Regions from separate parts of the Mus musculus genome. Here region 2 is linked to region 1. A link is a loop called in an ENCODE intact Hi-C map of the cell type or tissue named here. Cell type or tissue: heart. All regions are shown on one strand. Links, peaks and the distances in the headings refer to the core of each region. The heading gives the core; the rest is flanking DNA. Region 1 holds the start of Fbxo43 (F-box protein 43). Region 2 overlaps Snx31 (sorting nexin 31).

Region 1 (10,547 bases), core at 8,048-10,547:
AGTGGGCACTCTGGTAACTTAGTAAACTACTCTCCATTCTCCATCCATCAAGAAGAACTTTGAGCTTTGTCTTTCATTTCTAGTTCAAACCTTTGATATTCACAGACCATCTTGAGAAATTCCAGTCTTCCTAGATGACAATTAAATTTGTTTTTTTAGAATTGCTGGCTTAATAAGCAGTAATTTATTACTTAAGCAGTAATAAAATGCTTGTTTAGCATGCATGAGCTCACAGTGATAATTTCTTTCAGAAGGAAATCAGAAAAACAGTACTTTCCAGCTTCTTCCTCTACATCCAGACTAACAGCATATTTTGACCAGCAGCCATGTTTCAAAGTACCCCTTCTCCTCAACAAGCAGGAAGAGGAAAACAAGTGTGCACACTAAACATCTGTACAATGACACTAGGTTAAGCCCATGGGTATTGTAAGAGGACTTCATACTGCAAGCAGATTTGAAGATTTACTGTGATTTGAGTTATGTGTGGATGCCAGTTGAGATCAGAAGAGATAGTTGGACCCCCCCTCCCAAACTGGAACTACAGACTGTTATAAGCTGTCATACCTAGATGTTGAAAACTGAACCTGTCCTCTGCAAGAACAGCAAGTGCTCTTAAATGCTGAGCTGCCTCTCAAGCTCTTGCTTTTTGTTTTTTGTTTTTTCTTTTTTTTTTTTTTCCATTTTTTATTAGGTATTTAGCTCATTTACATTTCCAATGCTATACCAAAAGACCCCCTTACCCACCCACCCCCACTCCCCTACCCACCCACTCCCCCCCTTTGGCCCTGGCGTTCCCCTGTACCGGGGCACACAAAGTCTGCGTGTCCAATGGGCCTCTCTTTCCAGTGATGGCCGACTAGGCCATCTTTTGATACATATGCAGCTAGAGTCAAGAGCTCAGGGGTACTGGTTAGTTCATAATGTTGTTCCACCTATAGGGTTGAAGATCCCTTTAGCTCCTTGGGTACTTTCTCTAGCTCCTCCATTGGGAGCCCTGTGATCCATCCATTAGCTGACTGTGAGCATCCACTTCTGTGTTTGCTAGGCCCCGGCATAGTCTCACAAGAGACAGCTACATCTGGGTCCTTTCAGTAAAATCTTGCTAGTGTATGCAATGGTGTCAGCATTTGGAAGCTGATTATGGGGTGGATCCCTGGATATGGCAGTCTCTACATGGTCCATCCTTTCATCTCAGCTCCATACTTTGTTTCTGTAACTCCTTCCATGGGTGTTTTGTTCCCACTTCTAAGGAGGGGCATAGTGTCCACACTTCAGTCTTCATTTTTCTTGAGTTTCATGTGTTTAGGGAATTGTATCTTATATCGTGGGTATCCTAGGTTTTGGGCTAGTATCCACTTATCAGTGAGTACATATTGTGTGAGTTCCTTTGTGATTGTGTTACCTCACTCAGGATGATGCTCTCCAGGTCCATCCATTTGGCTAGGAATTTCATAAATTCATTCTTTTTAATAGCTGAGTAGTACTCCATTGTGTAGATGTACCACATTTTCTGTATCCATTCCTCTGTTGAGGGGCATCTGGGTTCTTTCCAGTTTCTGGCTATTATAAATAAGGCTGCTATGAACATAGTGGAGCATGTGTCCTTCTTACCAGTTGGGGCTTCTTCTGGATATATGCCCAGGAGAGGTATTGCTGGATCCTCCGGTAGTACTATGTCCAATTTTCTGAGGAACCGCCAGACTGATTTCCAGAGTGGTTGTACAAGCCTGCAATCCCACCAACAATGGAGGAGTGTTCCTCTTTCTCCACATCCTCGCCAGCATCTGCTGTCACCTGAATTTTTGATCTTAGCCATTCTGACTGGTGTGAGGTGGAATCTCAGGGTTGTTTTGATTTGCATTTCCCTGATGATTAAGGATGTTGAACATTTTTTCAGGTGCTTCTCTGCCATTCGGTATTCCTCAGGTGAGAATTCTTTGTTCAGTTCTGAGCCCCATTTTTTAAGGGGGTTATTTGATTTTCTGAGGTCCACCTTCTTGAGTTCTTTAAGTCTTACTATGTAGCCTAGGCTAGCCTGGAATTCACAGATCCTCCTGTCTCCAAGTGCTAACAAGTATATACCATTAAGCATAACTTTTTGCTAGATTCTAAATCTGTTCAAGTACCAAACTTTCTAATACAAAACATGTGTGGGGCTGGTGAGATGGCTCAATGGGTAAGAGCACCTGACTGCTCTTCCAGGCTGCTCTTCCGAAGGTCCAGAGTTCAAATCCCAGCAACCACATAGTGGCTCACAACCATCCGTAACAAGATCTGACTCCCTTTTCTGGAGTGTCTGAAGACAGCTACAGTGTACTTACATATAAATAAATAAATCTTAAAAAAAAAAACCAAAACATGTGTGAAGGTTAGAATGGATCATCACATGTAGATCATAAATGTACCCTGGGACTCTACAGGATGGTGATGTAATGCCTAGCCACAGTAAAGAGTCAATATTTCTATAAGAGTTCATGCTGGTGCTAGTGCCCACCCCTTTTCTATTAGCAGTAACTGGAGAATCACCATACGACATACCCCATTATCAAAGATAACATGGAGCTAACTCTGTGAGCATTCACCACATGGCAGAAATCACTGTATCGCTCTCCCAGTGAAGGCTGATGCCATCCTGAGGCCTTTACCCCTTTATAAGATGGTTATGATGAAACAAGTTGCCATTTTTTCTTGAATCTCTGGATTTCTTTTATGCTTGTTGATAATTTCCGAATAGCTTGGATGTCAAAGTCATTGAGGAAAATTCATTATGTTTATTGAAAAGGCCCCCAAAGAAAACTAGACCTCATGGGAATCAAGTAAATTTTAGAATTCTATCATGGGAGCTTGATCCAAGAAAAGGAAGCAAAGAAGCAAAAGACTGTGGTAGATAAGCAAAAGACAGGGCCAGCAAGATGGATCAGTGGGTAAGGGCACTGCCTTAAAACTTGCTATGTATCCAAGAATGGCCTTGTGTTTCTCATCCTTCTGCCTCCACCTCCTACATTCTGGGAAATAAAAGAGCTACCATGCCTGCTTCTGGCATGCTTCCCCCCTCACGTTTAATAAAATGCCTCCTGAAAAATAAATGTCTTTAAATTTGAAAGCATGACAAAACAGTAGTTGTGTGATTATTTTTAGCCATATGCAAAATGCTCTTCCCTGTTTACATTGGTGTGGGGAAATAAAATAAGTAAATTACATTCTTTATATTTCAAAGGAAAGTTTGAATGCCGCCCACCACCATGAATTGTGCAGTTTAGTTTCTCACATTTGGGGAAATTGCTGGTGTCAGCACATCTGGAATGGAGAGGATGAGGCTCACCCTGGGAAAACTATCTCCATGATTATAGCAACTCCTCTGCCAGGTAAGAGGATCAGCCAGGTAAGTATCACCATATTTATTTGGGTGGGGTGCTCATTCATCCTAAACTGACCTCAAATATATCTAGCTGATATCCTCAAACTTCTGGTCCCTTTGCCTCCACTTCCCAGATGCTGAGATTGCAACCGTGTTGTCACCATGCTAAGCTTATGTTAACCCCAACACTTCACATGCTAGGCACTCTACCAACCGAGCTTCATCCCCATCTAGATAACACTGAATTTGAGAAGAACATATACAGGGGAAATGCTGCAGAGGGGAGGATTGTCACTGCTGACCAAGGTAGGATGAAATGGCTTTAACAGAGACTTATTTGAAGAGACAGGAAGAGTACCATTTATTGTAGGTGGGAGTGTCAAACAAGTGGAGTTCATTGACTCCTTAGGTTACACAGGTACTTCCTTATCTTTACATGAACACCACATTTCCTCCAAAGACAGTTCTGTTTACCCCATGCCCCCACCCTGGCTGCTGATCCTACCAACTGAGCATGTTGGTCCAGGTTGTTCACTACCCCTAGCTATCTTCCAGAGTAACACAGTGGCTCTCTCTTTACTGCACAGTAACACAGTGACTGGCTCTCTACTGCACAGTAACACAGTAGTTCTTTTCTCTGCTGCACAGTAACACAGTAGTTCTTCTCTCTGCTGCACAGTAACACCGTGACTGGCTCTCTACTGCCTAGTAACACAGTAGCTCTTCTCTCTGCTGCAGAGTAACACAGTGGCTCTCTGCTGGTCTCCATGCCACCACCCTTACTTCTTTCCATCCTATACATCCTTTTCTCTAAGATGCTCTGCACTGTCCATGGGTAGATATCAGTCTTAACATTCATTCATCCACAACTCTTGAGACTGATCTGTTTCTTCTTAAGAACTTTTTTTCACCAGCCCTGTCCGCCAGTGCCCTGGTTTCCAGGTGCATCATCATCATCATTACCACCACCTATATGAACTCTGAATATATAGCTATGTCTGGCCTGGAACTCACTGTGTAGATCAGGCTGGCCTCAAATTCACAAGAGATCTGTGTTTGCCTCTGCCTCCCAAATACCTGGATTAAAGGTATGTACCACCACTCTTGGATAAAGATTATTTTTTAAGTAATAAATCTGCTTTTGATTGATTCAGATAAATTCTACTAAAGGAGGATCAGTAATCATTTCCTTTAGTATCAGAAAAAAACAAGGCATTATGTGTGGCTGGCAATAAAATGCAGTCTTTTATATTTCATGTCTTTCCTTTAGCTTTGACTTTGTTGATGCTGTTGCTCATGGCCTTTTCCTTGGAAGTGTTTTTTAACTGATTCCAGAGACCCCAGTTGGCCTTGCTTTGGGGTCCAGCATCCCTGTCTGCTCTCAGTTTATCTGTTCTGCTGCCCCTGTCACTTGTTGATGTGGCTAGAGGGGGATGGTATCTCATCCTCTGCAGCCCAAGGACCCAGCAGCTTCACTCCTTCAACAGGTTGTCACACTCACCCTGAAACAGGCCATCAGCATCACTCAGATCCCTGAGAGCCCCAGGGGAAAGGAGTAGGGACAACAATGTCTGTAACGAGTGATTAACAGCTTTTCTAATGTGCCTAACATTTCCTGTCCTTGCATGTTTAGTTCAGGGTTCCCTGTTGTCTGCCCTCCTATTGCTACGCACCCATCAAAATCCACTTCACCTTATGGTGCTTACAGGTCAGCACTGTATCTCTCCTCTAGTGGATTAGATGTTCCTTTGTTCCACTGTTGAACTCCATTACAGTATTGCCCTGTCCTGTACCAGTGTTACCAGTCGGATGGCTGGGATCTTCTTACTCAGATAGAAACTATAAGCAGCAAAGACAGACCAGCTTGTCAAGGGCTGGCCTTTGCCGCTTTGCTTTCTGAGCAGATTTGAGCAACAGCTGCAGACCAGGAAGAGCAGCAAGTGGTGCCATCTAGTGTTAGTTCTCCTACAGGCCTTGCATAGCCTCACGCTTTGCTCTATGGCCATCAATAAGCTCCACAAATATTAGACTTGGTTGTAGGATGTGGAAGTCTGGACTCCTTAGCCCCCAAAGGTGGGCTACGATTCTCAGGATCCAGGTGCATCATCATTACCACCACCTATATGAACTCTGAATATATAGCTATGTCTGGCCTGGAACTCACTGTGTAGATCAGGCTGGCCTCAAATTCACAAGAGATCTGTGTTTGCCTCTGCCTCCCAAATACCTGGATTAAAGGTATGTACCACCACTCTTGGATAAAGATTATTTTTTAAGTAATAAATCTGCTTTTGATTGATTCAGATAAATCAATCTTGACAGCTCTCTAGAACTCTTCAGCCACCAGGGCCTGCACAGCCTTACTGTATCCTTCCAGCCTCTCCTCACCGTCTCTACCTCCCACTCATATTGTCCTGCTCCTGCTGTGCTCTGGAAATCTTCAGCTGACCCTTCTCTAGCTGCCAAGCAGTCAGCCACCTTGCCATGCTGCTTAGCTGCTCGGCCATCTCTGCTGCTTCTTGCTGCATATCAATTTCCTCCTATCAGCTGCATTCCTCAAAGCAGGCAAGGGATGAGTGAGATGGCTCAGTAGGTACAGGTGCTTGTCACCAGGCCTAAGAAGCCAAGCTTAGTCTTTGAAACCCACACAATCAAAAGAGAACAGACACTGTTGGGTTTTACTATGACTGTCCTATGCTCTCGAGAGCGCACACGCACACACACACACACACACACACACACACACAAAGAATCTAAAAAATATATAAATAAATGAATAAACGTTAGAAGCAGACAAGAGGACTTTTATTGAGCTTTTTCCCATTACAAGAGCAGGAGAGCATCGTAACAGAGTGTTTCCTAGGCATCCCACCAAATAAAATCAAATACCCTGCTCATATAGCCAGAGGAAGGGTATGTAATGCCAACACAGTATTACGCGTTTAGATCCAGTCAAAGGAGTCTCTGTTAGGTCTCTGGTTGGGGGGCACTACTCCCCTGGCTTAAATGGAAGTGGTTTGAGGGTCAATGAGAGTTCATTAAGGCTTGGGATAGCAAAAAGTGCAGGGGAAATAAACCTAGGAATGATACTGGATGAGGTGGTTGTGTAGATGCTGGTAAAGACGTGAATGTGACAGCCTATCAGGGCAGCAAGGAAGAGTGCAGTAGCTTCTAACTAGGGAGTCAACCTCCTCAGGAATCTTTATCTACAGGAAAATGAACATGGGGAGTGCTCACTATCAGAGATTACACAAACACAGTGGTTTTAAACATTTTTAAATGTGTATCTTTGTGAATATATGCCATGTGTGTGCGAGTGCCTGCAGAGGTCAGAAAAGGGTGTCAATTCCCAAAGTTGCAGTTCTGGGCAGTTGTAAGCAGTGTGGTAAGGGTGCTGGGAACAAAACTCAGGTCCTTTGAAAGAGTAGCAAGTGCCCTTATCAGCTGAGCTGTCAAATTCTAACTGGTTTAATGGTTAGCACCTGCCCAGTGCCCTAGGGAGTGAGGGCACTCTCACCTGTTTATAAACAAGCCTCATTAAGAAACTGTGCCCTGTTCATCTTTGCATGAATAGCATGTAGCTTGAGCTTACTTTTGAGTTTGGGTATTTTAAGCCTATTTGTCAACGCTAAGGAGAATCCTCAGAGAAGAGGGTAGTGGTTGTTACTAGCTTAAAGGTGGCAGCTGAGGTTCTGATTGAGACCTGTGTCAATTTGGAGAAGATAAAACTTTGAACACTGCCTAGGTGGAATGTCTTGTTGCAGTGGTCCCAGGAAGAAAAGAGTCTCTGCTCGGAGAAGACCAGCTAGACAGGCGATGGGGGTCAGGCTGTGCATTCTTGGAACACTGAATGAAAGCCAAGACTTTAAATGTATTTGGTGTGATAGGTTCTTGGCTGTTTCTGATCCCTAAAAAGGAATGTCTGAAACCAATAAACACAGTCACTCATTTATTCATAACTTTTGTTTTGTTGGTTTTTTTTTTTTTTTTTTCAGGTCAGTGGCTATGTAGCTTAGGCTGACCTGAAACTTGGTATGTAGACATGGCTGGTCTCTATGGAGATCCTCTGCCTCCTGACTGCAGAGACTATAGAGGTGTGACTCACAACTTTTTTCTTTTTTGTCTATTCACAAAATTTATATATTTGTTCACTGTAGAAACGAGGGCAAAATCATAAACTATTTTTAAAAAAAATCATTAACCAGGTGTGGTGGCACACGCCAGAACTTGGAAGGTGGAATGAGGAGGATCGGGAGTTCAAGTCCAGCCTGGACTTCATGTGACACGGTCTTAAACACACACACACACACACACACACACACACACACACACACACACACACACACACAAAACCAAAACCAAAGTTGGGGGGTGTTGCTGGGTTTATTGGGGCACTCCTGTAATCCTAGCCATTGGAAGATGAAGGCAGGAAAATCAGGAGTTCCAGGACAGTCTTGGCTACCTAACAAGTTCAAGTGGACTCCCAGGGACCACTGCCACTCTCTTAACCCAAAATCAAATAGTTAGGAAGTCAACCTCTCCGTCCTTATGCTGTATTTACGCCTTTACTATCCAAAGCTGTTGATAGGATTCTTTGACTTTGTACATCGGGCGAAACACTTCCAGGGATGATGCCTGGCACTGCAGGTTTTCTAACCGATGCGTCCCTCCAGTCTGGTCGCACGCAGTGATGCAGGGACCAACAGAGAGCTGGATGGAGCAGGGCGGAGCTGCGAAGGGATGAGGGCGGGGAGGCGGGGCGAGCGCTCAGACGGAAGGTGGGGAGGGTGGTGCCCTGGGCGGGGAAAGGTGGCAGGGGCGGGCTCGGCCGAGGCTCCCGGCTCAGGTGGGCGGCGCGGCCCAGGTGCGCCGGCCCGCAGCCGCTCCGCCCTCCTCCCAGGGGCGTCTCCCGCCCGCACGCCCGCCCGCACGTCCGGGTGACGACCGTTAGTCCCGCCCGCAGCAGACGGCTCGGCAGCTCCGGTGGGGGGGCATCTCTGGTCTCTAGTCGGGAGATTCCCCCAGGTCCAAGACTGGCTGGAGAGAGGCCGGAGAGTGCGGCTGCTGCGGGGCGGAGAGATTCCGAGCGACTTGACCTTCCCAGCCGCTGCCCCTCCTGAAGCCGTCCCGGCGCTGCTCCGGGCTCCGTTAATTGTTGAGGTTTTTCTCTTAAGTGGTGGTACCTCGGCATGAACTTTAAAGGCAAAGATGACAGACTTTGTTGTTTGGAAGCCTACCTTACTTTGACATGTCTTAAGAACTCAAGGTTGACTGGTGGTAAGATATTCCACTTTAATGAGAGCATCGGTTTAACGAAGCAGTTTTCTGACTTGTATAGGGCGTAAGTCTTTTTTTTTTATTTTTATTTTTTTTTATTTTGCGTAAGTCTTTGTAGATAGGAGTTCTGAGTGATTTATCAGAACTTTTTTTTTTTTTTGCCATCAAAAGGTTTGTTTGATTCATCAGCCTGTGGTTGCATGAATAATTTTCAAAGTTTGAAGCAGGCATTTTGGTGTATAAGCAAGATGAGGATGAAGGCAGCGACAGAGTCTCTGGTTTTCCCAAGTAGGGAGCGTGTATCAGGGCTCCTACTTTATTCCCAACGGTTTTTAGCTTCCATTTCCCAAATCTTATGCTGGTGAGGCACCTAGTGGTGAAGTGGCAGAACAGGTCACTTTTAGAATAAATTTCACATGGAATAAAATTCAATACAATACAGTAAATGCACATGCTCTAACTTTCGCAAATTGATTGAATTAATATTTTTTCAGGAGAAAGTGATTTATGAGAGGAAACATTGTAACTTACTATTTGGAGCAATTTGTAGAAAGCAGAGCTTAATCATCTTGTCCTACCAGGCATGCGCAGAAGTTAGTCATAAGCACAGGGGATCAGAAGTCAAAACTGCCCAAAAGCGGAAGAGGCTTAAAAATCACTTTGCTTTATAGCAGTGAGCCTCGGATCTTGTGGTTTTTGTAGCAGGTTATTTTGTAATATTTAAACTACATATTTAACTTACATACCATACATGTCTAAGTCCATGTGGCCGAACGAGAGAAATGACTTCTATGGCATGCTATGTTTGCATGTGTGTCACCCACAAATAAATGTTAAAAAGAAAAAACATAGTGGTTTTTTTCTGATTTATTTTTAATTATGTATGTCTGTGTATGTGCATGAGTACAGTGCCCATAGAGACATACATAGAGACACTATTGAACATGAGGATGTGAGCTGGGAACCGAGCCTGGGTATCTGGTGAGAGCAGTGCAAAAGCTCTTGACCTCTGAGCCGCAGCCCCAGCCTCGCCTGGTGAGCTTTGAAAGGAAATAACTGAACACAGAGACATTAGAATGTTGCAACCGAATATACACTTGCTAACTAAAATCATACAGTAACAAAATAATCTGAAAATAAGGCTGGTATGTTTTTGTTAAGAATAGTTCAAGTAAATATTTGTGCTTGGTGCTTTGCCTATGGTTGTCAAGTAATCAGAATATAATACAGTTTATAGCAAGGTGGTATTTTAAGTAGGACATTTAGGACAGTTTATTATGAAAATTTGTTTTTAAGTAACTTGAAAAAAATCACATAATTTCCTATTATCTATATTTAACACAAATTATATATTTTGTTATAAGTTGCTTGGCTGCACATCACAAAGGAAGAATAAACTTGTATCTACTTGGTAAAAACAGAGAGCTTGAAGATATCCCAAAGGCACTCAGCCAGCCACAGAGCAGGAAGCAATATGGACTCCTCTGCTGTCACTGTCAAGGGTCTCAGCCTCATAGACTTTTGTTCCACATCCTCCTTTAAATATAGGGGCCATCACGAGCTGTCAGAATCTTGCAGCCTTAATAAGAAAGAAGAAGAGCCTATGCTAACCTGTGAGCATCCTGAAACTCCAAGTTTAGGTTCCCCCAATTCTGCAGTATCTCCCAGTCAAATAATGAAGTCTGTGTCCCTAAGGAAGGAAAAGGATAAAAGCCCAGAACTTTGTGAGACTCCTAAACTCAGAAGGAAAAAATGCACATTACGCAGGCGGCTAGACTTTTCTTTCCCTCTTCTGAAGGGGGATTCTGATTCACAAAGCAGATCTCTGGAAAGTAACATAAGCCAAGGTGTTAGCCTAGAAAAACATTTGCCAGGTAGCACTTCAGGTTTCCCAAAGGAAGACAACTTTAGC
Region 2 (10,552 bases), core at 1-2,500, 340 kb before region 1:
TGTAATGGGATTGCTATTGAGCCTGCACCTGGTACAGGGTCTGGTGGATGTATACATGTGCCTATACAGAAAGAGACCCTTAAAATAGGTTAAATAGAGAAGATGCTTTTCTTTAATAAATGAGCTCAGGAAACAGCACGGTGCTGGTGGTGAGGTGGTCCCAGTTAAGAGTGCCTGCTGCTTTAGCCTCGCACCCTGGGTTCAATCCCTGGGTCCCACAGTTGAAGGAGAAAACTGATGGGTGAAAGCTGTCCTTTGACTTCCACTTGTGTGCACACATAGAGAAATTATTAATAATAACAGCAGTAACAAGAATAGCAATAATAAACAACTAGGCCAGCTATAGGAGGCAGAAAGATGGCTCAAGCCAGTGATTGCAGGGAAAAGCTGCTGTAGTGGCCCCAGCATTCACCGTGAGATAGGAGGCAGAGACTGGAGAACTGCCCGGAAACCTGAGGGCCACCCTGCCCGGAGCACACAAAGAGGGAGAAACGTGGTGGAAGCAGAGAACTGACTCCCCAGAATTGTCCCTCGACTTCCACATGTGCATCTGGCGGCCTGCACGCACACATACACTAACAATAAATAAAGAATTAAATCTTTATACACAAACTTCCTCTTTCATAATAGCTAACCTGTCATGCCTGCTCTTTTCAGACAGACCCAAACCCTAAGTGTGTGCTAGGTAATCCTCGAGTGTGGCCGACAAGGCTGATTCTTGGTATTTACCGTAAGGCCAGGTGTAGCAGAACTGGGGTGAGAACCTTGAAAGTCAGCTTTATCACAAACGCCGTAGAGAGACTCAGTGCGTGCTTTTAGTTTCTTTATCTGCAAAGGTAGGTGATTATCAACCCAGTGTTCATGCATTTGCACAGCATGCTGATAGCCAGCCTCTAGGATCTCAGCCTTGGCTGCACATCAGCATCAACCTTCTGGAGAATTCTGAAAGCCAGTGATGGCTGGCTCACCGCAGAGTCCGGTTCAGCTGGAGCTGAGGGGTTAGCTTAGTCCATAAGCACTCGCGGTGCAAATCTGAGGTCTGTGTGAAGGCTGGGAGTGGGAGCGTGCACACAGGATCCCAGCACTGGGGAGTCAGACCCTCCAGGTATCCCAGAGACTTGTGAGAGATGCTGACTTGTAAAATAACGCTTTGAGAGCTCATTAAGTCCTGAAGGCAGATACCGTCTTAAGATGCTTTACACGATACTTTAAAAAGTTTGTGTTTCTGTGCACAAGAAAATGAAGTGAAGAACTGAAATTCACAGGACTGTGAAAGGATAGTGAGGAACAAGGCAGGCAGGAGTTAGTTAATGTAGCCTGGGCGGCACCCCAGAGCCTAGAGAGCTTCCTGAGCAAGCCTGCAGGGGGTGCTGTCCTCAGTCTCCCCAGAAGGGCACCTCCCCCAGTGCAGGATAAAAGTGCCTTTTAAAGTCATCCTTGCTTAAACAGATATAACCTTTTGCTTCTCTTTTGATAGTATTTCAAACTCCTTGAGCATTTTCTTGTTGTTACTGTGGAAGTTTCTCCCTCTAGTTTACATTTCTACCTATTTATTTTTCAGCAGAAAGTCTATTTTAATTTTCTGAGAAAAGGCAAGATGAAGAGATCCGAAGGTGACTATGTTTGGGATACCCTGATGGAAGAAGGTCTCTGAAGGAATCTCATCTCTACGGCTGTCTTAAGACAGTGCCAGCGCGTGGGTGTGGGAGGTGGGCTTCCCACCATCCAGGCATTTATCCACTTCTCTCTTTCTTTGACATTGCAGTCTCCTGTGCTGATCAGTCTAACTTCAGCACTCCATAACTCTCAGGGCTAACATGGTGTAGGAACCAACGCTATAGAGCTGACTTAAGTGGCAGGTGGGCAGGTTCAAATCAACCAATGGGAGGTTTGTTCTATCTTCCCTCTAAGATAGATGTACCTGGCTCCATGAAGCCCTTTGTATGTTCTCGTATTGCAGGGATAAAAAGCTTGTTCTAAATTATAGGAATATGTTTGGCACCAAAGTAGATTCACCAGATTGGGAAAGTATGGCTTCTTTGACCTATCCAGAGAGCAAAAGGAGCTAAAATTCCAATCCCCACCTTTACTCACTCCTTAGTCTACTAAAACGATGACCACAAAGTCCCGGGCTGCCCTGGCCTGCGTCCCTCACTGTATGGTTCTGTTCCACTATTAGAAGACTGGGCTCTGGGCTGGAGAAACGGCTCAGTGGTTAAGAGCACTTGCTACTTTTGCAGAGGACTAAATTCCCTTAACCCACATGGTACTTAACAACCAGCTGTAACTCCAGCTCCAGAGGACCCAGTGCCCTCTTCTGGCCTCCTCTGGCACCCACACATACACATAATAAAAATAAATAAAATTGAATTCTGACCAATAATCATCTCGCCAATTTGAATATTTTTCTTTTGGAAATCAATAGTCCTGCACTCGTAGCAAATCTCTTAGCTTTACAAATGTGTATTTTTTTTTCCACAATAGTTTTCCTTAAACAGCTTCAGGTGTACCATACTAACGTAATTAGATATGGAATTAAGAGCAAAATAGAGAGGGGAAGATAAATATGCAAAAATAACTAATGTTCTTTTCTGAGTTAGCTAATTATGAAATAAATATAAAATCCGATGAATACAGAGTTTGCTAGTGAAAATTTGTGCATCTTTTGAAATGTGGAATCTACGAGTCCTCTAATATCTATAAATCAATGCCTATGAGTTTGAGTTTTAGGCTGTCGTAGGATCTCTGCAGAGATATCTGTGTCACCCAGGTCAGTATGCTGGCGTCACCATCAGAGTTAATGGAAGCTTATCAACTGTCACACCGACTTAAGACTAGTGAGGGTCCATCTAACCCTGATAGCACAGCACAGGGGCCGTCTCAGACAGCAGGAACCCAGACTCTGTATTGAGATCAGAAGGTTGAACAGTATGTGACTGCAGCTTTTGTAGATTAAAAAAAAATCTGATGCCCATTTTGTGTTTCAATTTGATGTATGAGGGTAAGTCAGCTCAGAGAATGTGTAATTGATGTCAAAAGGAAAAGTTGAGCCGTGCACCGAGGACAGTTGTGAGCCATCAGGTAGGCTCCAAGAAGAGAGACCCCGAAGTTAGAGTAGAGAGCGGGCGGGGGAGGGGACCCACTAGCAATAGGGAAGGACCATCCGCGATGGGGAAGAGAATGGTGCTTAGGAAGTGAGCCAAGCCGCTCTCCCCGGAGCTTCAGGTTAAGGCTAGGTGTGTGGTGCTTGTCTGAAACTTCAGCACTCAGGAGGCTGAGGCAGGAAGGCCACAAGTTCAAGGCCAGCCTGGGCTACACAGCAAGTCCCTGTCCAAAACAAAGCACTTATAATTTTAAGTTAAAATTACGGGAGTCCATACAGGATAAAAGAAAATAGTGTGTGCCACACCAGGCGGCAACTTCCCAGCAGTTAATAGAGCCTTTGTCTGCAGTTTCCTCCCTGAGTCCCCATGCTTATCTGCATGCAGCACTCGCCCCTTACTGAGGAGGACAAAGCTAGAAGGATCAAATCCCCAGCATCTCGGAGTTTGGAAGTTTGACTTACTTCAGAATCAACCTAGTGGTTATCAGCTGGTGAGCCTGAATCTCACCTGCTGGGGTGGCCAGCCCTGCTGCAGGCCGGAGTGCTATGAGCCCCCACAGGTCCTGGAACTAACATCTCAACTCTATGGAGACTCCCTGCCACCACAGGGCCACCTCAGCCCTGGAGAAGTCACCAGTCAGTGCACAGTCTTTATAAGGTAGGCTGCAAGCAGCTCTCAAGGGGTGCCCTGTGGCTTTGGGCATGCCGGGCATACGCCCGCTGTCCTTTCATGCAGTCTGGATTTACATACTGTGCGGATTCTGCTGCCCTTCCACCTTCATCCACCGAGGCTGAACAGGTCCTGAGCAGGTACGGACTTCGCTTTTTCAGCACTGTTCCCTAAATACAGTGCAGTGGGCTTTTCAGTTGGGCTTGCTTTGTATTGGGTATCCTGTGTGACCCAGAGGGGGTTTAATGTATGGGATGCTACGTGAAGGTTTCATGCAATGGCATGTGATCTCCACAAAGGATGTGACCGTCTGTGGGTTTTAGGCTTCATGGATCCTGAGGGCTAGTTGTACCTGTCAAAAAAGGTTCCTATCAGTCAGCTGTACTTTCTCCTGACATAACTACATTCCAACATTATCCCATAGAACTAGAGCTAGGGTGGTTGTTGTTTGTTGTTGTTGTTTTGTTGTTGTTGTTGCTGCTGCTGTTGTTATTTTAATTTTAGACTGCATCTCTCTATGTAGCCTGGACTGACCTGGAACTCGCTGTACAGATCATTCTGGCCTTGTGCTCACAGATGTCCACCTGCCTCTGCCTCTCAGCGCTGAAACTCTACGTGTGTACCACCACACCCAGCTGTGCTCTTTAAAACTGCGGTCTACATTCCAAAATAACTACCATAAGTAAACTTGAATTTGAAATTTCTCAAAGGCATAATTGGAGTAGAAGGAAAGGGAAGCTGATTACCTGTAGCCAGCCATTGTCTGAGCCGTGGACTCTTGTGGAGGAGGCAGGGGATGCATTGTTTGCGAGGTGGGCATCTCCCATGCATCTCCCACTGCCGCACTGTGGTCCCGTCCGACTAGTGAGCTCCAGGAACTCACAGCCTGGGAGCATCCTCTTGTGAGCAATTAGGCAAATTTTATGTTACTCATTCCAGTTAGAGATGAAGTTAAGATCATCCCCAAAGTTAGTTTAAGAAAACTTATGATCTAAATTTGTGGAAAACCAGACAGGTTTCAAGCTTTGGTGAGAAAGCCCTGAAGTGAAGGATCCTACCTTACAAAAATGGAAGACACCCATACAAACCTCAGTGCGGGGGCAGCTGGACTTTCCTGGCTGCTTTTTAGTTATTCCCCGCCTTAGGAGCAGTGTGTGCAGTGCCAACCAGGCTGGCAGAGATTGGCTATGGGAGACACAGTGGAGAGTGCCTGTCCTTCTGGGATAACCTCGTTCCTGTCCTTGCAAGCCAAAAAAGTGTCAGGGCAAAGGTATTCTGTGCTGCCTGCCACACAGGATTAAACTGTGTTGCAGTGACTTAGAAAAACTATGACCAGTTATTCCACAAATGTACTTTTGAGTCTCATATGTGCCCCAACATTTATTGAGGTACAATTGTACTTTGCTAAGAAGTTTCTCTTTAATATAAGAAAATCCCTGAGGCAGAATAATTTACAAAACAAACAAAGGAACACACACATATCTTTCTCACAGATCTGGAGGCTGGGAGGACTGGTACCATCTAGTTCAGGATGTTCTCTGTTCCCCATCTGCACACTGCTGGATGCGGCCTGCAGGAAGGAAGGAACTTGCCCCTTAAGTTCTTCTGCAAGGTAACCATTTAATCCAGGGGCCTCTGCCTCCGTAACTTGATCATTCCCTAAATGCCTGACCTTTTGATATCATCACACTGGTGACTGAATTTCAACATGTGGATTTGGGGACGATACAACAAAACCAAGCTTTTTTTTTTTTTTTTTTTTTTTTTTCTTTTCCTATTTCTTAATCCTTCCTTGTGAGCTAGAGGATGTACCCAGGGTACATCTTTGGGGTTCTTAAAAAAATCTGCAGTCACTGTTAAGGGTCACATTTTGGATGTGAGCAACAGGTTGGAGCAACAAATATATAGGCTCAGAGTTGCCTCTCAGGCTTGCCCCATCTCCCCCTACAAACCAGTCAGAGGTTCCATTCTTCCTGGTCAGGAACATGGGTTTTGAGGACGTCTCAGTCTGTTTGTGCAGAAAAAGCCTTCCCTTCTGACTCTCAGGTGAACAGACCTCGGCTTCACCCTGTCAGTGAGGTCACAGTATTATAAAAGTGGAAATGTAGCAGAGGACCAGCGTTTTGAAAGGACTGCATGGCAGAGGCCAGCTCAGGCAGGACTAAAGAATGCCTTTGCTTCTGTGTAACGGTCACTGGGAGTGTGTGTTGAGATTATGGGGAGAGTTAAGGCTGCTATGCAGTAAATCTTCAGTTCTGTTGGAGTCCCTGCGCTGAGCTCAGCTTCACACTTAGGCTGAAGTGAGCCCTCTGACAACCTAGAGGACTGGAATGTTCTGAGCTGCTCACTGAGCAGACGTCCCCAGGCTTTGGGGGACCAGTGGGAATCTTTAGCTTTTTCTGTGCCCAGACTTAACAAGCATCGGGGAATAAACTCAGGCCAGCAGGTTTGGTGGCAAAAGAACTTTTGGCAGCCAGTTGTTGGTTATTGATCCTCCAACACTCCTTTCTAAACCATCCCTGAGCAGCTGGTACAGTTGCATAAGGCAGCTCCCAGAACAAACCCTTTATCTGATCAACACGCACAGTAGTTCTGCACTCCCACAGCCTGGCAGCACAGTCCCCTGAGCAGGGTTTGCAGGGTGTTGGCTGTTGAGCAACTGTGGGAGGGAAGGAAATTACTGCTGGACACTATCTGTGTTTCTGTGGAGTGCTCATTTCCTCTGAGTGAAAGCCGGGATGGCTTTGGGTGGCTCTCGGTGCTTCTGGCATGGCAAAGAAAAACAACCATCTCCTTTCCAGGCTTTCGGCTTCATCGTTCTTAATTAAAACAAACAAACACACACACACACACACACACACACACACACACACACACAAAATCAAGTTGCAAGATGTTTATTTTGTAATTAACAAGGAAAAGAACTCTTATTTTGAAAGTTTGGCTTGCGACACTTTCTAGTTGTGTTGGTTCTTGGAAGAAAATGTTCTTGTGTTAGTTCTTGGCTTTGAATTTTTCCTCAGTTTTGAAAAAGAAAACTGATGTTGCCTGGCACATATATTTATATGGGTTTAAGTGTTTCAGACTGTTAGGGGATGGAGATTGATCCAGCCTAGTGCCAATGAATACATGCTATAGTATGGCGTTCGGTCAGCTCAGTCTGTGGTTCTGTCTGAGAACCCAGGGACCTTTGCACCTATTTCACTGTTAGTTACCAGACCTGAGACTTGTGGGAGCCACGCTTTTCAGGAGCATATCGCCCTCTCCTGGTCAATATATAGTACTACAAGAAACAAACAAAAAAAGACCTGGAACACGACTGCAGGGTCTCTTCATGTAGCCTTGGCTGTCATACAACTCTGTAGACCAGGCTGGCATCAAACTCACAGAGGCCCTTCAGCCTTTGCCTCCTGAGAGCTGGGATTAAAGGCATGCACTGTTAACCCTGCATTAGGAGGGACCTCTTTCTTTACAAGTCCTGAGTGTTTTTTAAAAAACACTTCAGCATTCTGAACACATCTCTTTCTGCACAGAGAACTGGTTCTGACTAGAGGATTGTATTCTTCAGACTAGGGTCCCCATTTGTATTTTTAAAAGTCTTCTGCATTTTCTGAGACCATGTAGGAAGGCTTAATCAGCACAACCTAGACTTTCATTTCCTGCTCTGAGCAATCTTCTGTCCTCGCCTTGCTTGGATCTAACTCGGCCTTCTCCACCCAGCCCTGTTACACATTCGGATTCCTGGAGCAGCAGAAACACAGCCGCCCACACTCCGCTCTTGTACAACTTTGAATCGGTCTTGACTGGGCGCAGGTGATTTTAAAGTTCCTGGGGTGATTCCACTGTGCCACTCGGTGGAGACCCACTAAGCAAATAATCCCCAATGCAGCCCACGTGCCCATCCTCTTGTGGAGGTGCTGAGAATTCAAGGGTAAACGTGGGACTCTGTAACACAGATCGATCCTTCGCTATCACCACAGGAGCCATACACGTGGTGCCCTCTAACTCCGAAGAATAAATATGGAGTCTCAGAATAAACATTTATCCAAACACATCACTGCTGTCTTTTCCTCAATGGAAAAGGCTCCTTTATTCCATTATCTTATCCCAGTTGGAACTTGCAACCAAATGTATCTGTGGTGACGAATACACAGAGGGACGTTTTCCTGATTAAAGTCTAAGATCAGACACAGATGGCAGCCTTTAAATGTCCGCTTCCCCACAGTCTCCAGAACCTACACACATGCAGCTCTGCGTAGTGTCTTAGTTTCTTTCTCTGTTTCTGTGATAAAGAAAGGTGACAAAGAAAGCTTGTGGAATGAAAAGCTTAGTTTTGGCTCATAGTTCAGGGCACAGTCCATCTCTTCAGAGAAGCTGTGGCCATAAACGCTTGAGACAGCTGGTCAGAGTGCATCCACAGTCAGGAAGTGGACAGCAACGGGTGCCTGCTTCTGCTCAGTTCCCTTCTCTGTGGACACAGGCCAAGGTCACAGCCAGGGAATGGTGTTGCCCGAAAAGGATGGGTCTTCCTAGTTCAGTTAATGTAACCAAGATAATGCTCTCCAGGCCCACCCAGGGCACCTCCTGGGTGACTCTAGACGCCATGTAGATAGTGTCACTCCAGGGAAAGGGGACTTTTCGAGAGTGATCATCCAAACGAGGGTCCTGAGATGAGGAGATCATTCTAGAGCATCTAAGAGTCTCCCACAAAGCACAGGAGTGTGATAAGATGTGAGAGAAAGTCTGAGAAGATTCTGGCATGGAGGCGAAATCCAGGGAAGAGAAAAGGCATCGAATGGAGGAATGGCCACAGCAGGGGGACAGAGGTGGCTTTAGAAGCTGAGTAAGGTAGGGAGTTTCTGAAGAGCCTCGAAAAGCAATGTAGCACTTGGATTTTAGCAGGGTGATAACACTGTGCGCCTTCCTGGCATGTAAAATGACTAAATATAATCTTTGATTTATGGTCACTCCCATTAAGTATCAAGATATTGCTGGGATATAAAAGTATCATCTATGAAGATGTTCAGTCTTCACTGTGTCAAGTCCGCAGACATGGGGACAAGGATTCAGAGAGCACAGGCAACTCACAGTCCATTTCCTTAATCTCCTCAGAGGAAGAAAAAAAGCTGCCTTCACAGTCCTTACATTTTCCCCATTGATCAGAAGCCATAATTCGTGAAGAAGAAAAGATAAATTAGAATACAATCAATAAACTCTCAAGTTGTTTGATACACCAACCGGGGAAGAATAAATTGTAAGAATAGAATTATCATTTAAATTACCCAATGATTTGGCACAGTGCATGGGCATATATGAAGATATTATGGACTTAGCCACTGACAAATTGATTAATGTATCCCCAATTTACAGAATATTTATAGTCAGTCACTGCACAAGTAAATGTTAAATAGCTAAAGATGATTGGCAGCCCTGGGGATGGCTGAGCTCACCCTGCCCTGGTGTGTGGCCTGTGTGTGTATATGTGCACAGGCCCATGCATTCACAAACATGAGTGTGCAAACACTTAACATGCACTTGCACATGGAGACCAGAGGTCAGCCTCAGGTGACATACCTTAAGAGCCAATCATCTTGATTTTTTTTTGAGAGGACTCTCATTAAAGCCCATGAATAGCCCAGGCTGGCAGACTGGTCAGGGGGACCACTGAGACCCAGCTATCTCCTACTAGCCAGAACTTGGATTACCACATGCCAGCATGCTTGGCTTTTTATGTGGGTTCTGGGGTGACTTCAGGACCTTATGCTTGCAATGCAGGTCCTTTACCAACTGAGCTATCTCTCCAGCCTTCTTATAATCCTTAAATGAAAGGAATATGAGGTTTCCTTAAGCCAGGCAATACTCCTATACATCTATTTGACATTGCCGGGGGCTGGGGGCGGGAGGACGACTTAGATGTAATTCTTGAACAGACAACACCCTACAGGGTCATCTGGTGGGTTGGATGATACTAGAATTTGTAGAACAGTGTTTAAAAGAAGTCACCTTGGCTATATGACTGGAGTTGAGAGAGAGAGAGAGAGATAGAGAGAGAGAGAGAAGCTCTGTGAAAGAATGTTCCATATATGGGTGTATCATCATTTTCACATGTCATGATAAGTCAAGGAACCCTTATAAGTGGGTGTAAGCATTCACTCTGAATAATAACTCGGCAGGATTATAGCTTAGAGTAGACTTGTCAGCCATTATTTGCTAACTTGTGGATTCAGATTTTAAACACCTCCCCTGCAGCCCTAAACTAATAAATTAATGCGCGTGGCACTTAATATATTTGTTTCTGCCTTTTAAATTTCTACTTAGTTGAGGGAATGGGATGTATGTTTTTTAAAAGGGGTGAATGTGCGCGATGCTGGCTAGAGGCCGAACCGCCATGAGAGCCTCCCGCCTGCAGGGGGCGCGCCGCCGCGGGGTGCGAGGCCGCTCTGCCCTCGCGAGCTCCACCTCTGTGGTCGTCCGCGCCCCGCCTGTCGCCGCTGGAGAGGAGGAGCTGCTGCCATCACTGCTGCCGCGGGCGCAGGTACCAGGGCCGGGGCCGTGGGCAGCAGCTGGGCGGGAGCCGGTGACAGCTCCTCTGAGGGCCGTGGAGCCCGGCGCGGGTCCGAGCGGCTTCCGCGCGGGCGATGCTGGCAGGAGGGCCCGGGTCAGGCCTGGGAGCTTGCGCGGATGATGCCCGCGGGTATTCGCGGGTCTCAGGCAGCCCACGCCCCAGCCCGATGGCGGCGTCCTTCCCAGGCAGGGATTCAAAGCATAGCTAGGAATTG

Evidence for each region. A loop is a pair of places that touch in the nucleus more often than their neighbours do. Peaks named below come from ENCODE experiments on the same cell type or tissue, not always from the same donor. Only the 100,000 strongest peaks of a DNase experiment are listed, where the experiment ranks them.
Region 2: it touches region 1 in a loop (4-fold over the local background); 33 of 42 quality-filtered maps call a loop at or near these places.

Annotation. Positions count from the first base shown.
Region 1 is chr15:36,162,622-36,173,168 of GRCm38, reverse strand. Fbxo43 (F-box protein 43) reads left to right here and starts at 8,308. Exons shown (of 5, transcript NM_001081253.2): 1 at 8,308-8,699; 2 at 10,000-10,547. The coding sequence starts at 10,110. Gm22979 (a small nuclear RNA gene) reads right to left here and starts at 3,373; the gene lies at 3,215-3,373. In heart, for the core only: a CTCF peak has its summit at 9,021; DNase peaks (open chromatin) are centred at 8,228 and 8,318; H3K4me3 peaks cover 896 bases; H3K27ac peaks cover 566 bases; H3K27me3 peaks cover 1,334 bases.
Region 2 is chr15:36,496,483-36,507,034 of GRCm38, reverse strand. It overlaps Snx31 (sorting nexin 31), which reads left to right. Exons shown (of 14, transcript NM_001347022.2): 14 at 1,562-2,973. The coding sequence ends at 1,654. Ankrd46 (ankyrin repeat domain 46) reads left to right here and starts at 10,244. Exons shown (of 5, transcript NM_175134.4): 1 at 10,244-10,308. In heart, for the core only: CTCF peaks have their summits at 1,175, 1,375 (motif pointing right) and 2,353 (motif pointing left); no DNase peak of the experiment used is centred there; H3K27me3 peaks cover 301 bases.